Regions from separate parts of the Homo sapiens genome. Here region 1 is linked to region 2. A link is a loop called in an ENCODE intact Hi-C map of the cell type or tissue named here. Cell type or tissue: HepG2. All regions are shown on one strand. Links, peaks and the distances in the headings refer to the core of each region. The heading gives the core; the rest is flanking DNA.

Region 1 (2,814 bases), core at 191-2,690, 150 kb before region 2:
AAATGTGCTCATTACATGCATGCCAAGACAAAGACATAGTCAGGAAGAAGCCTCCAGGAGCACCTGCATCTTGATGAGAGGATGAATGTTTATGAATATCCTGGAACCAGCATGTCCTATAATCACTGCAGGACTGAGCCTTATGGATTAGCATGAATTCCCTCAATTTTCCTCCTAGGAGGCTAGGAAAGGGTCGGGCTGCTTTGCATGCTGGGGAGCTGCTGACCTTTTGTCACCACAGAATGTCATACATACCTGAGGCACTCATGCAAATACTTAATCATCTTCTGTAAACACAGCCACTGCCACTTAAAACAGGCAGAAGTAGAGTCTACCACACATTAGTTACTTCCCTTACATTATGTAAGCCTGCAATATAGACTAGTAATGCAGATTTCAGGGTGTTCAGCTTTGTTCTTGAGTGCATATGAGAAAAAATAATTTAACAATTATCAGAGGATCCTGTGATGCCTCTAGAAGCACTGCTGCTCAATAAAACTATCTGCCATGGTGGAAATGTGCTATTCTATGCTGTCCAATACAGCAGCCACTGCCCATCTGTGGTTATTGAACATGTGCCATGTGCTAGTGTGACTGAGGAACTGAATTTCAAATTCTATTTACTTTTAATTATTTAAATTTGAAGAGCTGCATGTGGCTAGTGTCTACTGTGTTAGACAGCATAGTTCAAGATCTAACTATCACTTACAAGAAACACAGAGACTGGTGAACATGTTAAATGACAACACAGGGATGCAATAGGAAAAACTCAGAAAGTGGGAAACTACGAGGCAAATGACCCAATCTCTCTAATAAATAAACTGCATGGGAAAAAGGAAGAGGAGGTGTGCGTGTGGGGGAACCTAGAGCTTAAGAGATTTAGGAAGTTTATCAGCCAACTGCAATGTGTGGATCTTGGTGAATCCTGATTCAAACAAACCATCAAAAAATTATGAGACTGTCTGGGTGCAGTGGCTCATGCCTGCAATTCCAGTACTTTGGGAGACTCAGGTGGGAGGATCACTTAAACCCAGGAATTCAAGACCAGCCTGGGCAACATGGTGAGACCCTGTCTCTACAAAAAATAGCCAAAAAAATTAGCTGGGTGTAGTGGCATATGCTTGTAGTGTTAGCTAATTGGGAGGCTGAGGTGGGAGGATCACCTGAGCTCAGGAAGTCAAGGCTGCAGTGAGCTATAATCATGCCACTGCACTCCAGCCTGGGTGACAAAGCAAGACCCTGCCTCAAAAAAAGAAAAAAGAAAAAAAATTGAGGAAATTTAGACACTGACTGCATATGCGATGACATCAAGAAATGTTTAGATGTGATAATGATGTTGAGGTTATGCTAAAAAATAGAATCTTCATTTTCTAGAGGCAGCTCCTGACATATTTACCAATGAAAGAGTATGATGTGTGGACTTTGCCTCAGTTTCATCCAGTAGGGGGAGGAAGTGAATGGGATATAGATGCAATAAGATTGACCTTATGTTGATAATTGTGGAGGCTGGGCGATAGGTATATAAGCATTCATTATTATTATTTTCTCTATTTTTATATTTAGAAATACTTATAATAAGTTTGAAAAATCAAATCATCAGAGTAATCCTAATGTTGGTGTAAGAGTATGGGCAAAAAGGCACCTTCCTTGAATATTGGGAGCTTAAAATTTCACAGTGAGGAGTAACTAGGTACATTGGTCAAGATTTACATTACGTGTTTTCTTTGCCTTACAAATCCTAAAAATCCTAGTTTTAGGAATTTCTCCCATAGACATATGCTAGAATCTATGTAAAAGATTGTGAAGTGCAGGATCATTTATAATAGTGAAGAATTAGAAATAGCCTAAGTATCCTTCTGTTGTGGATTAAATAAATGATAGCAAGTAACTACTGTGGAATGCTAAGCAGCTTTAGAGAGAATGAGATAGATTGGGGTGGACTGTCATGGGAAAGATTCATGATCTAGTCTCAGGTTAAAAAGAAAAGCAATTTGCAAAAAAATATGTACACCCTGATCTAATACAAAATACATATGTGTATGTGTACACAAAGATAAAGCCTGGAAAAACATACACCTAATTAATTTGGGGAGGGGAGGAACTTACAACTGCCTCGTTACGTGTGGGTGTCAATTAGCTTCAACTCTTGTCGTTTGTTACTATGAATAATCAACAGCTGGTCCTCCCATCAGGTACCCTGGCCTTTCTCCTAGAAGAAAATGTATGTGTCTTCTGGGGCTGAGAGGTTTCATCCAACACAAACTGTTCATCCCTACTTCCAAAGTAGGGCACGTTTCAGAAGTTTATTTATCTTATGATAATAGCTCCCAATTACTGAGCATTGCCCCGTGCTGAGCATTGGGCTAATGTCTCTGTCACCTCACGGGCTCTGGAATAAATTCAGGTTCTCCCACTTGCTACTGTATCACTTTGGACTAGTTACTTCAGCTCAACTTCCTCATGTATAAAATGGAAGGAATATCAGTACCTATTGTATGGTTTTGAGAAGTCAGTGAATAATGCATAGTAAGTGCCTGGTGGATAGATATAAATACTCAATAAAAGTCCACTATCATTTTCTCACTTCAACCTTCCAACAATCCCTATGAGGTAAACGCTATTATTCATCCATTTGACAGATAAGGAAATTGAGTCTTAGAGACAATGGTGTGCTGGAGCCAGCTTCCATGGGCTTGTGAAAGCCAATTGTTAAATTTTCAAAAGTTTTTTGAGTTGGCCGACATCATGTTGATAGTTTGAAAGTAGCCATGATGGGGTATTTCTGCCATGAAAATGAGCGAACCCATTTCCCCC
Region 2 (2,814 bases), core at 240-2,739:
AAAAACCCAAAAAACTTGGCTGTGCTCAATGTGTTTTCTTTTGTTCACAGTCTTCTCTCAGGGTTTGCTCAGCTAAGTGGACCTGTTGACCCTGATATAAAGATATAACTTTGATGTGTGTTAGGGTGAGAACACAGAATGTTTAAGTTATCTATTGGTATGTAACAAACCACTCCAAAACGTAGCGACTTAAACCAATGACAGGCTTTTAATTTTCACAATTCTGTGAGTTGACTAAACTCATGTGGTTGATTTTTGTGTGCTGTGTGGTATAGCTGAGGTCACTTATGTAGCTGTATTCAGTTAGAACCTGTTGTAATTCTTATAAAATATTTAGCAAAGTACCTGGTACATAGTGAATAAGTACTATGAAAAGGCAGAACTGGGAAGGGCAGAACTGGGAAACAGAACTGGGGATGTCAGAACTGGGAAATGGAAGGCAGAACTGGGGAAATGAGAGACAAACATTTGGAGACTAAAGGTCTAGTGATGGGACAGTGTTAACATCATGCATGTCACTGTACTTCCTTTCTTTCTATTCATTCATAAAGGAATCCTTCAGAGATTCCTTGGGAGGAACTATGTGACTATTTCTAAGATGTCAGTAAACCCATTTGCTGGGTGAATTTTCCCCTTATGTTATTCAAAGCCATGAACTGGTAGTCAGTAGACCTGGATCTTGATCATTATGCTTTCACTGTTAGGTTGGGTGGCCATGGGAAACAATTTTCACCATCCTATACTGTGTCCTTGTGCAAATTAGAAAAGGCATCTTTTAGGGGTCCACTCCATAAGCTCACAGTTCATAGGGCTAGGGGAAAGCAAATGAGACTATTTATGCAAATTAGAAAAAGTTACTCCTTCCTTTAGGTGGATGCAGTCCTGTGCCCACAGGCCCACTTGACCAGGAGCCCTTGTGCAGTCAGCAGCATCACAACTGTGTAAGCCCTAGTTTCTCCTCTGTGAAAATGGTAATGCCACCTACCCCACCTACCTTCCAGGGTTGTTGTGAGGATGTCACATGTGTTAACAGTTTGAAAAGCATAAGCTTTTTTATAAGCCTAAGGTAGTAAGAATTATCTTTTTGGCAAAATACACTTTTATTTTTCTTTCAGTCTTTATGATTTTTTTTTCAAAGGAAAGCACTTGGCAGAAGCGACAATCATATGAGGATCACTGGGAAGCATTTAATCTGATTTTGCACAATGGTATGTTTGAAGCTGCTTTAGCACTGAGGAAGTTCTATTTTAAATCAGATCTACTGATCTATGGCTTTTGGTTTGTTAGGAGTTGCCTTCCAAGTTATAATATACTACGGTTTTTAAAACCTGAAGAATGTTTGCTCTTCTTACATCTGCCTGTTGAATACCACAGGCAAAATATTAGCTGCATGCTTTCAAAGCTAAGTGACACTGTGAAAACAAACAATATGATACTCTTTGTTCCTAAAATACAATATTTCTCAATAAACTCTTCATGGAGGAATGTTATGAAACCCAAAATAGTTTATTCATTGGATGCTGAACTGTATGTACTTTCCAAGAACTATAGTGTCAATGCACTTGACAGTGTATTTTGGTTTCTTTCTTTGTGTGATTCTTAGCTTTCTAGCTCTTATCACTTACCACTGTTTCCTTCCTTTTACTTAAAATCATCTACAAAGAGAACACAAAGTTGCATAGATGAATGTAGCAGTGTAGAAAGTGGGTCTTCTCTGGAATCTCACTTAGACCTTTTTAATGGGCTTGCCTTTCATGAGCTGGATTCAGAGAACTTCTTAAATTTCATCTGCCTGAAATTTAAACTCATTAAAAAGGATCCAGAGAGCTATTATATTGACTGGATTTTCTTGTTTATATCTAAATGAGGCCAGAGAAGTAAAGATTTTTCTTACCTTCAGAAGGTTGACTTTCTTTTTATGCTGTGGTCAAAGGAGTCATAGTGAATAGAATATCACCTTCATAGGTGGTGATTTTTGTCATTTGTTTCTGATGTATCCCAATTACCCAAAGAGATCCTGGAACATAGTAGGTACTCAGCAAATCCTTGCTGAATGAATGAATGAACTGACTCTTTTGGGGATTAGCCCTGTGCAATTTTAGATTGAAGTCAGTATGGGATTCAGAAACATGTCCTTACTTTGGATACTGTAATAAAATGGACAGATTAAAATATTGATAATTTCTTTGCTTTGACAGAATGACCCTGGGTGTTATTTATTTTGGCTGGGAGCCTGGTGTGCTGAACAAAATGGTTTGAATGTTTACTCTTAAGCTCATAAAGGGGATTTATGAAGGGCTATTTCCATTTAGAGTAGAAAGTTGATTGGGTAATTAATAATGTTTCCATTTCTGATCCTATCTTTTCTCCCTTGCAAATCTGACACTTACATGTTATCTTTTGTCACATGCTGTACTAGTCTTTCTTCACTTTTGTCTTCCTGTCCTCAGTTCCACTAGAAGATTAGGCATGATGTAAAGGAGAATGGTGCAGATGTGCAGAATGTGGGCTCTGACATTGGATGGGGTGGGGAAGACAGGGATGGAGCGCTGTTAGCCCTGTGAGCTTGGACAGGTCAGTTCATTTTTCTGTGCCTCGATTTCCTCATCTGCAAAATGAGAATAATAATCACTGTCTTCTGGAGTTGTTGGAGAAATTAAATTGGATAATGCTTACAGTTATATGTAATATACCTAGCTTAATTTCAGCACACAGCAGGCTCCTTTAAAGTACTTGTTGAATAATGATAACAACAACAATAATTTGTTGCATTTATTTCATGAACCTGAAAATAAAAAGCTGAGAGAAGTGGCC

Evidence for each region. A loop is a pair of places that touch in the nucleus more often than their neighbours do. Peaks named below come from ENCODE experiments on the same cell type or tissue, not always from the same donor. Only the 100,000 strongest peaks of a DNase experiment are listed, where the experiment ranks them.
Region 1: a loop joins it to region 2, with 6 times the contacts of the local background. A loop is called at or near these places in 8 of 110 quality-filtered maps.

What each region holds. Positions count from the first base shown.
Region 1 is chr5:145,979,545-145,982,358 of GRCh38, reverse strand. The region is part of intron 2 of SH3RF2 (SH3 domain containing ring finger 2); the gene reads right to left. The region is part of intron 3 of LOC107986458 (a long non-coding RNA gene); the gene reads left to right. Among named protein-coding and RNA genes, the nearest start is that of SH3RF2, 44 kb to the right of the region's middle. RefSeq lists an enhancer at 2,719-2,814. In HepG2, for the core only: a CTCF peak has its summit at 1,425 (motif pointing right); a DNase peak (open chromatin) is centred at 288; H3K4me3 peaks cover 188 bases.
Region 2 is chr5:145,829,372-145,832,185 of GRCh38, reverse strand. The region is part of intron 1 of PRELID2 (PRELI domain containing 2); the gene reads left to right. Among named protein-coding and RNA genes, the nearest start is that of PRELID2, 4.6 kb to the left of the region's middle. In HepG2, for the core only: no CTCF peak of the experiment used is centred there; DNase peaks (open chromatin) are centred at 1,405 and 2,235.